Linked DNA regions of Homo sapiens: region 1 is linked to region 2. A link is a loop called in an ENCODE intact Hi-C map of the cell type or tissue named here. Cell type or tissue: psoas muscle. All regions are shown on one strand. Region 1 has its middle 260 kb from the start of PSMD7-DT. Region 2 overlaps ZFHX3 (zinc finger homeobox 3).

The links. Peaks named below come from ENCODE experiments on the same cell type or tissue, not always from the same donor. Only the 100,000 strongest peaks of a DNase experiment are listed, where the experiment ranks them.
Region 1: a loop joins it to region 2, with 3 times the contacts of the local background. A loop is called at or near these places in 10 of 110 quality-filtered maps.

What each region holds. Positions count from the first base shown.
Region 1 is chr16:73,953,815-73,958,814 of GRCh38, forward strand. No RefSeq gene overlaps it. Among named protein-coding and RNA genes, the nearest start is that of PSMD7-DT, 260 kb to the right of the region's middle. In psoas muscle, a CTCF peak has its summit at 2,970 (motif pointing left); a DNase peak (open chromatin) is centred at 2,981.
Region 2 is chr16:72,830,137-72,835,136 of GRCh38, forward strand. The region is part of intron 4 of ZFHX3 (zinc finger homeobox 3); the gene reads right to left. Among named protein-coding and RNA genes, the nearest start is that of ZFHX3-AS1, 170 kb to the left of the region's middle. RefSeq lists an enhancer at 2,982-3,151. In psoas muscle, a CTCF peak has its summit at 2,591; a DNase peak (open chromatin) is centred at 2,615; H3K27ac peaks cover 1,716 bases.

The sequences.
Region 1 (5,000 bases), 1.1 Mb after region 2:
TAGTGGGATTGCTGGATCATATAGTAGCTCTGTTTTGAATGTTTTGAGAAACTTCCGTCCTGCTTTCCGTAGTGACTGTGGTCATTTAGATTCCCATCAGCAGCTCCAGCACAATGTTTCCTTTTTGCCCCCACAACAGGCAGAAATCAAGATATAAAGAGAAACATGGATAGAAGAGATGCTTTCCCCTTTCCTCCCTCATTAACCCATGGCTGCCTCCATAAATGGAAAGAAGACTGGATGTGAGCATTCTATGATGTTTCAGACACTCACTGAAAATTACATAGTTAAAATAAAGACCAGAGTTGATGCTACCATTTCTGCCTGAAGCTTATCCTGAAAGTAGCTCTGGGGAAAGAGTTCTCTCTCTAGGATCCAAAAGTCATGGAGGTAGGTTTGACGTCCTACTATGTCCCACTACTTGTTGCCTCTAGGTTGGGAATTGTCATGTGGTTTAGGTGCCTTAAGATTCTTCCAGTGTGAGATGTGGGAAGCTGCTCCTTGTGACTTGCTCTGCCTTTTTCCTGGTGCCAAATACCATTCTCAACCTCCAACCTCCCACTCCAGGCAGCACATCCTGTCTTTGGACAGCCCGCCATGCTAGTGTCTGCCATCCAGTAGTCACAGGCCATCTTCCCGCAGGTTCCCAACAACCTGAGAGGCTTATTAAGGAGACAGCAACAGAGACTCAAAGAGGTTAGTAATGTTGCTTTCAGTCACAAAATCAATTAAGGGGAGAGTCAGGATGCCTATGCTTTCAAGTTCGACTGGCTCCAAAGCTTGTCTTCTAAGCCCACAATGCTATTTCCTTAAAAGGACAGAAGGTTCTCCCTTCATCAGGAGCTCATTCATTCATTTTCTTCCCCCTGAGAGCCTCCATGTCCCAGCCTGGAGTTGGGCATGCTGCATAATCTCACCCTGGTCTCCTGGAGATAACGTTTCCTCCTTGCTCTCTTAGAGTAGGCAGGAGAATATGATATTTACAAGAAAGTGCTTTGATGGGGGTGTGGGGATAGCTTGGATTTGAATCTCAGGTCATCTACCTATTTGCTGTAGGACCCTGCACTATACTTCCTTATACCTGTTTCCACACTCTTCAAGTTGGCATAATAATATTCTATTTCATGATAACATACAAAAATAAGTTTTGATTCTAAACCTAGAATATAAAACAGTGCCTGGCACAAAGAATAATATATATACACCTACTAAATAAAAACTACACTCCTTCTCCCCCAAGATTGTCGTGATAGAAATGCATCATTCAGGGAGCAAGAAAAAAAGACCCCACCACAGTTCAAGATGCCACTCAAAGCATAACACTCAGGCCATGGCCTATTTGGTTTCTACATCAGGTCTGCCCCACCCACCTTTAGCTTTCAGTGGACTAAAGACAAAAAGGGTCTAATGCATTCCTGGCGGTTTTTCAAAGCATGGCAGAAGTGAGTCGGGTTTATAAGATTAATTCTTTTCACTCTAGGCAGTGGGTCATATCAGAACCTTCACTCAACCAACTCAGTGGATAATCTCCTTTTATTACTTTCAATCAAACTAAGTGTCTGCAATCTGTACAATGGCCACCAATTTAGTGGGAAACAATAATTTGTAGAGCATGATTATAAAAAGATGAGATAGAACACAAGGTCCAGATAAGCATCCTGTAAGTTTGTTCCTATCTCATTGCATAGAAAGCTTTTATGACCCAAACTACATTAGGGACATACAGCTGTTCTGCTATGCTAAAAATCAAAGAAAGAAATAGACATTGTTCACAGATCAGTTTCTTATTTAAATAAGAGAAACAGCCTATTGGTTAAATTCATATCCTTTGTCATACTCACATGGAGCGATCCATCGCTCGTACAAGTTAAACATGAAAAGATTTCATTGTATAAAAACCAGAAGCTTCTTTTAAAAGATAATAAAATTCTAGTTACACAACTGGACAACATCACAAAGCCGTCTGGATTGTGGAAACCACTCTCTTCCCGTGATGGATAATAAGGCATGGGGTTTTGCTTGCTTTGATTAATTTCAGAATATTGCAGAGAACCCGCATAATCCCTAAGATAGCAAAGGAGAGAAGGAGAAGCGATGGGCAATGATAAAAGCGTAGTAATGGAGCAGGAGCTGTGTTTCCTCTGCTGTAGGAACGCTCCCCTCTGCACCGCCGCACCCACCCTCCCCGCAAAAAAAGAAACCAATTTCATTTTGGCAAGTACTAACCACAATAAGAGTCGACACACAAAAATGTCCTCTGGCTCTGGGGCTTAAATTATATGCACCGAGGCCGAGCAATGCAAAACAAAAACTATGAGATGTCTCCATGACTGTGATCAGATATATAACATAGCTGGAAAACGTACATTTCCCTTTTTTCAAAGCACAGCAGCCATTATTTATACAAGTACTGAATATGGAAAAGGCTCTGACAAATTTACAGTGGTGTTTGGATGGATGAGGATGGTGGATGATGGATGAGGGAGACGGAGGATTCCCTTATTAAAGCATCAAATTCTTCCCTAAATATCAAATAGACATCTTAGCCACAACTGCACTGCTTCTTGCTCAAAATTACATAAACCAACCCTGTTAAATGTTTTTCTTTAATAGGAAAAGGCAGGATTTTCTCCTAATAAATATTGTTAATTTGGACTCTGGCATTACGTACCTTTCCTTTTTTGCATAATGTGGACTTCAAAGTGTATGCCTGTCAAACAAGAATAAATGTGACAATTCACAAATATAAATGAATGCCAGCAAAAAACTGAGGCACAATCTCAAGCATGCTATTTTGTTCTAAAATTTTAGTAAATAATTTAAGTAGATATAATCTTCCAAGTGTATTTTTGGTGTCTTTTTGACAGGACAGAAGCTCTGAAGGGGCGGAAACTCACCATTCACTATACGATTTTTTTATCCTGTGCCCAGATTTTAAAATATACAGAACGTTAGAAGCACTGCAGTGCCCACTAGTGGACACATCAGAATCACAGCTGCCTCCTGTCCTCTTTCAATGAAAACCAGTCCAAAGGCATTCACCATAGTGGAGTAAAAAACAGGAAGAAAGAGTATGAAATAAAAAGCATCTGCTTTAAAACCCGTTTGCGTGACCATTCACTTCTTATTTTATCTTTACAATGATAACAGAGGCATGCACAAAGAGAAAAACTTTCTTCTGCGAGGCTCAACTTTTCTATCATTTGATCCTATTGTAAAGTCAATGGTACACAGAGCTGTATTTGGCGGCACTGAAGATACTCTTTAAATGAATAAAATGCTCTGTGTTTAATGACTCTTGACCTGGAAGGAGTTAGGATATAACATATAAAAGTTCGTCTCAATACAAAGAAGTGCGTCTTTACAAATTCTAACCAATCCTACTCCAATCAAGTTACCCCTTGTTACTTGGGGTAACCCTTGCTCTGCAGCGAATTGTTAGCACAGTCTCTTTTAATAGTGACAGATCCTGTCTACTCATACCCTGTAATGACATCACTAGAAAAAAATCTTTGAGCATTAGCACAATGTACATGTAATCCAACAGCAATCTGATTATAATTTACCAGAGAACAATGTTTACACATTGCAAGTGTTACTGATTCCTTTTTTAAAAAATGAAAAACAAGCCTCATTTTGTATTTTAATGTTTCTGTTTAAAAACAATGGTGATTAAGTCCCATGAAAAATATATTTGACAGATAAATCAAAAGTTATTACTTTAACTTGATTTCTAACTAATTCGTTGATTTTTAAGCAGTTTTATGAAGTCTGATTGAGAAGAAATAGGAGACATTTATAAAACACCATCCATAAAACTGTAAAACAACAAAACATTCCTAATTCAATTTGACCCAAGACATCTTATTTAAAAGCATGAGTCTGTTAAAAGAACTAACACAAGCCATGGAAACTAAGGCTATAATTGTTTTTAAGATTCTAGAAGTACATAGAACTTAGGCTAGATATTTTATTCTAACACATGTGAACTGGAGATATTATAGCTTATCGGCAAATCATCTGGGCTTTACTGCTTACTTTATCTTATAGAGCACTTTAATGGGCCTAATCTGCATTTTGGAGAAATGAGGAAACAGTGTAAAGACCAATGACCCTCCCCAGAATTTATTCCGCAGGTCCAGTCCCCTGCTTTGTTATACCTTCTCTAAAAGGTCCCTGCCCTGGCAGCTTTCAAATCCATTAGAAGCCTACAATAAGGTACCATCCTACTGTAATAAACAGTGTCATGGGGTGGTGGGGAGAGGAGGGAAAATTAGAAAGTGGTCAAAGATAGTCTTGGGAAAGCTATCCTAAGAAAGAACATTTGAGGAAAATCAGCTGGGCGTGGCAGCATGCGCCTGTAGTCCCAGCTACTCAGGAGGCTGAGGCAGGAGAATCACTTGAACCTGGGAGGCGAAGGTTGCAGTAAGCTGAGATAGTACCATTGCACTCCAGCCTGGGCAACGGAGCAAGACTCCGTCTCAAAAAAAAAAAAAAAGAAAAGAAAAGAAAAAGAAAAAGAAAACCAAAAAACTAGCATGTTCACTTTTCCTTCAGCCCTGTAAGAGTAGGGAGGACAGTGATCTTATGATTCTGGAAAATTCAATAGGGGGCACGTAGGCGGTGTGTAGCTTCCTCCCCTTTGCCTTGCTTTTGCATTTTGTTCTTGGTTCAAAGCAATTAACTCATCAGACATTTTCATGGGCTGTTTCTGGTAAGGAATAAGTGTATGGAAATAACAAAATACATATGAGGGGAAAAGGGCACAGGGAAAAGTCAGTATATCTCCTAACAGCATTCCCCAAGTTCCCAAAATATCATTCCCAACTACAATTGGAGTTATTTGAAGAAACAAAAACAGACAGTAAATAAACTATGATAAATACCAAGAAATTAGTCTTCCTACCTTCAGGAAAAAGTCCAACAGGGCTTCTATGAAATGAATCAAATTTTGCCTTGGCACCAGGCTACAATATCAGCACCAAAAATAGGACACTTTT
Region 2 (5,000 bases):
TTGAGTAGTTCTAACTGAAAAACCAATCCTGGTTGAAGCAGTAACTCCACCTGAATCCCTGAAGTTGCATGCAAGTCTTTTACACTTGAAAATGCAAAACATGGCCACCTGTTCACTTCATGCCTAGCTCCATTCCCAAAGCCTCCTGGTACTGGCCTAGACCAGCCCCAGTCACTGACCCCTCACAGGGCTCACAGTGCCTATGCATGTGCCAGAGTGTGTGGGAATTGTTGGAAGTCATGCAGGTTGCGAAGAGTCACAGAATATCAGTGATATGAGTTCATCAGTTTGAAGAGTTCCAGAAACCAAATGGTATCTTGTGAACATGCCAGGAGGCAGTGGTGGGAAGTGAGATTTGTAGAGTAAGGGATAAAAATTTGTAACAGAGTCGTACACTTTCTTTTTGAAGCAATTCCATCCTTCACTCACTACGGGTTTAAAACTAATGCAGGAAACCTCTCTCCAGTTCAGTACACAGTGCTACAGTGAAGGCAGAATGACGGCTGCCAACGCTAGGCTGCTTATGAAGTCAAATGTCGTTCAGCCAAGTGGGGAAGAAGAGAATAAGATACTCTAGATGCTGAGGGAAAGAAGGGGAGACACTTCTCTCTTGCTTTCCTGGCCCTCCGAAACATTATCCAAAACATGCATTCAGTAAGAGTGGGCTAAGGGAATGAATAAAGTGGACAAACCAAGGTGAAATAATTTTAATAAAGATGAAATTATTAGGAGGCTGTGAAGAGCACATTTTCTCAGGTACACAGGCGTGAGGGCAAGGATGCCCACATCTGTCAGCAGACCAGACCCCAGCAAGGAAGTACTGGGTCTGGCTTAGAACACTGGATCAGGCCTCTATCCAGCACCGCCAGAGGTCTGTCCAACCCCAATTCAACTTTTCAGTATTTTAAAGTATCATGCCTTCTGACCCTCTAGAAAACAGCCTCTACCCCAATGCTACTTTTCCATTTTTCTAAATGTCATGCCTTCTGACTGTCTAGAAAACAGCCTCTAAATGTATCTCACGAAGGAAGTAACAGGAGTACAAAGTAAATTGGTCTCAAAGGGTTTCTAAAACACTGAGGAAGAAGATGTCTATTTAGAATCAGATTGTCTTGACTCAAGAGATGATGGAGGTCCAAGGTCTGGAAAACTGAACTAGTGTCACGGAACGTTCTTTCTTCCTTACCACCAAGAGGGAGTTTATGAGGCAGTCACTGGGAATACAGGTGAAATACGGTACTGTTTATTTTCATCTCCAACTCAGGATTCCACATATAATTTCTCTGTCTCCTTCTTTGTCTCACTGCACAATAAAGTCAACATCAAGTTTCCCTACCCTACCCTTAGTTCAAACAGAGAAAAATCAGGCAACCACAGCTTGAAGTCAATCAGATATAGAGCCCCACATTGACACCATACATCATTTAGTAGAGTAAACATGTATAGGTGTCAGTAGAGTAATAACAAATTACACAGCGTGACACAGGAACTATCTTCATTATGTCCAGGTGGGACGTTCTGTGCACATTTTTAGGATTTCAATAAAATTGTTCAACACTATAATGATAAAATTCATCTTTGAATGGTGATACCAGCGTGCGGTCAATGAATATTATTGCATTCGGTCTACCCAGATGAGCTAGGTCCCTTAAAGGACCCTTATTTGTCCCAATACATGCTGTGATACAAAATATCTGTAGTGTTGATACATTTATGCCTATTGTTCCATTATTGGAACACTAAGCTTGTAGGAGTTATTTATATCCTACTGCCCAAGGTCATCGCCAAGGTCTGATTTTTCACACACAAAAAATTTGCAATCTCCAGCATAAATGGGATAATCAAATTTGATTAGGCAAAGAGATGGCTCAATGGCCTCTCATCTCTAGTGCATACATATGACCACCTTAGATGAAGACAGTCTGATACCTACAAACTACAGAACACCCTGAGATGGTGATGTGCAGTGTCTGAAGGTGCTGCTCAGCAGACATGGGAAGGGATTTACCCACTGGGGGGCCATCTCCAAGCCAGCACATTATACAGCCTGCAGCTATCACAGCAGAGCACTAAAAACTCACAGTCACCCAACACTGACCCCAATTCTTTGAGCCTTACCAAACAAATCTGTTGAGAAACTAGAGACTGTAATGTATAAGCAGATCATTGATGCATCAAGCATGGAAACTGCATGTTGCTTTGTGAATATTCCTGGAGCTCTCATTCTGTGAGCCCACTTGGGCTTTTGCTTTCTTCCCTCCCTGCCCTACTGCAAGCAGAAAATGAAGGCAGCTGAGTTCCGATGAGAGGATCAACGAAAGAGGTTATTTCAAGAACTTATTTTGCTTATCTCTTTTTTTAAAAAGATTTACAAATCAAGTCCTCTTCTTGAGTTCCTAGGTTTAATATTATCATTTGTGATTCATTCACTAAAAGGCTGTTCTATGCGTGGTAGAAGAAGAAATGATTACGAAAATCCTGGATAAGCCAGCTCCCTTTCAAGGGGATCAGTGTCCTCAGTCCCCCACCCCCACCTAAAAAGCAGGTCCCATTCAGCCCAGCCAGCTCATCCCTGCAGTTCCATCCAGGACCTACAGGTGTCGCCCTCCGCATGGCGAGGCCCGGAAGGGCAGCTGGCTGCAGGAGGCAGAGGAGTCTGGACCGCCTAACCTGAGCATGTGGAAATAATATATGTCTTCAAGTGAACTGTCTGGTCCTGGAGAAATAAAATAGGACATTCATAAGCAGTTACACCATCTGTCTTTATACCATCATCATCAACAGCAAGAGGAAAAATAGCTCTTTAAAATGGATGAAAGCCCAGGCTGACAGTAACCGGAAAACTGTGAGCTCTGAATACCAATAAAGGTAGAGAAATGATTAAAAAACAGAGATGCAAACTGAAAATTTGTCTGGACAGCTCAGGCCCACGATGCTTTGCAGGCAGGGTGTGTTTTATTGGTTCCGAAAGCATAAAGCAAGCTGCTTACCAAGAGCCAGGCCTGGGGAAGGGCTTGGTCTCCCGGCCCTGGAAACACGTGGGAACCAGGGGCAAAATAGCATCCCGCTTTGAAACAGAGATCTGCGTCCACACGCTAAGCTCCTAGGGCTGTTATCTAGCCCTTGTTCTCTTTAGGAATGTAGATTTGATACACACGTGCTGGAGAATGGAGGGGAGGTTTTTTGCTTTTCCCCCCACAGATCATGGATTGCATTCCCCCCTCTTCTGCGAAGTCACTGGTAACTGGCTGGGTCATTATTACAGAGGCTGCAGATTTTTTTCCCCTATAATATTAGCTACTGACAGATGGTGGGAACAAGTGAAGACCTGATGGACTGATGATCGGTTTTATCTGGAAAATCCTGTCTTTCCTACAGAAAAAGAGACCAAGACACATAACAGCCACTGTGCCATTTTTAAGGCTGAAACAGACAAATCAAAACCATCTTCTCCTTCAAGCATTTAATGGTATTTCCAATCCCAACCAGAGCACACCAGGAATGCTTTCCCAAGGGCGTGGCCAGGACCTGGGAGAGAAGGTCATCCCCACTCCCCTAGTCCCGCCCTGGTTCTGGGCAGGAGGTAGCAGGCCCAATGCCTCCCAGACAGCTCTGTGTTTTAGAAGACACCAGAGAAGGTGTCTCTAAAACCCATACGGAAGCCCACAGTAGCCTCAAACTGGAGCACCCCCTCCTGTGTGTGTTTTCATGTTAAAGAGTTAGGGAAATAAAAGCAAATACTGGAAAACTGCAGTGTCTTCCTAGGGTCCCTTCTGCCTTTCATTTCCATGTTCAACAGTGACTGAAGGCCTTTAAAAAACCTCTTTGGCTGGGCATGGTGGCTCATGTCTGTAAATCCCAGCACTTTGAGAGGCCGAGGTAGGTGGATTGCTTGAACTCAGGAGTTTGAGACCAACCTGGGCAAGAGAGTGAGACTCCATCTCTACAAAAAATGCAAAAATTAGCTGGGTGTGATGGCACATGCTTGTAGTCGTAGCTAACTTGGGAGGCTGAGGTGGGAGGATTACTTGAGCCCAGGCAGTTGAGGCTGCAGTGAGCCATGACTGCATCACTGCACTCTAGCCTGGGCAACAGAGTGAGACCCTGTCTCAAAAACAAAACAAAACAAAACTCTTTCCATCACCACCTCCTTTTTACAACTGCTTCTCCCAGATAGCACTTACTTACTAGTGCCTGGCAAAATCCAGCCTGCTCATCACTCAGGCTTCCTGACTAAGTGCAGAGCCCTGAAGTGCAAGAATTCCAGCAGATAAATACCTTCTAAAGGGGAAAGCTTCCTAGGACAGCTTCAGTTAAGGGGATGATACCCCAGTCCCAGAAAATTTCCCTTCAATCAAAGTGGTTTTGCTGACCACAAATGCAAATTGATCTCTTAATATACCTTATACTTAGCATCTTGGTAAAGGTGACTGCACAATTCCCCCATCGGTGGTGAAATCTGCTCCTGAAGGAGGAGAGCATGCCAACTGGCAGCCCCATGGGAATTTGCACCAATCTTATGAACAACCTGGAAATTGGTTCGCGAAAGCAGCACCAGGCAGAAGCCAAAAATAGAGGTGGCATCACCACAAAGCCAGCATTCAACCCCGCAACCTCACTGTATGCACTCCCCAAACGCATCACCCAAGAAAATGTTCTAGCTGTTTAAAAAAGAAAAAAAAAAAGGTACTATTTTCCCAAATAATGGGGGCCAAGTGACGTGTCCACGGCGGGTATTCTACGAATCACTTATAAGCTTGAAGGAAGGGGAGTCAATCAATGATTAAGACTAGTCCCTCTGTTCCTAACTCTTAACAGGATAATGCAGATTAATTCAAACCTTCCCCAAACCTGACAAAGCCCCCATAGTGCCTCAGTGTGACAGAAATTTGGAAATTCTCCTAAGAATCAGGGTATCTGTACCCGAGGCTCTCACATGATCATGTTACTTAAATAATACACCAATCTGTGATCCCCGAAGAATGAAATTGTTCTTTCCT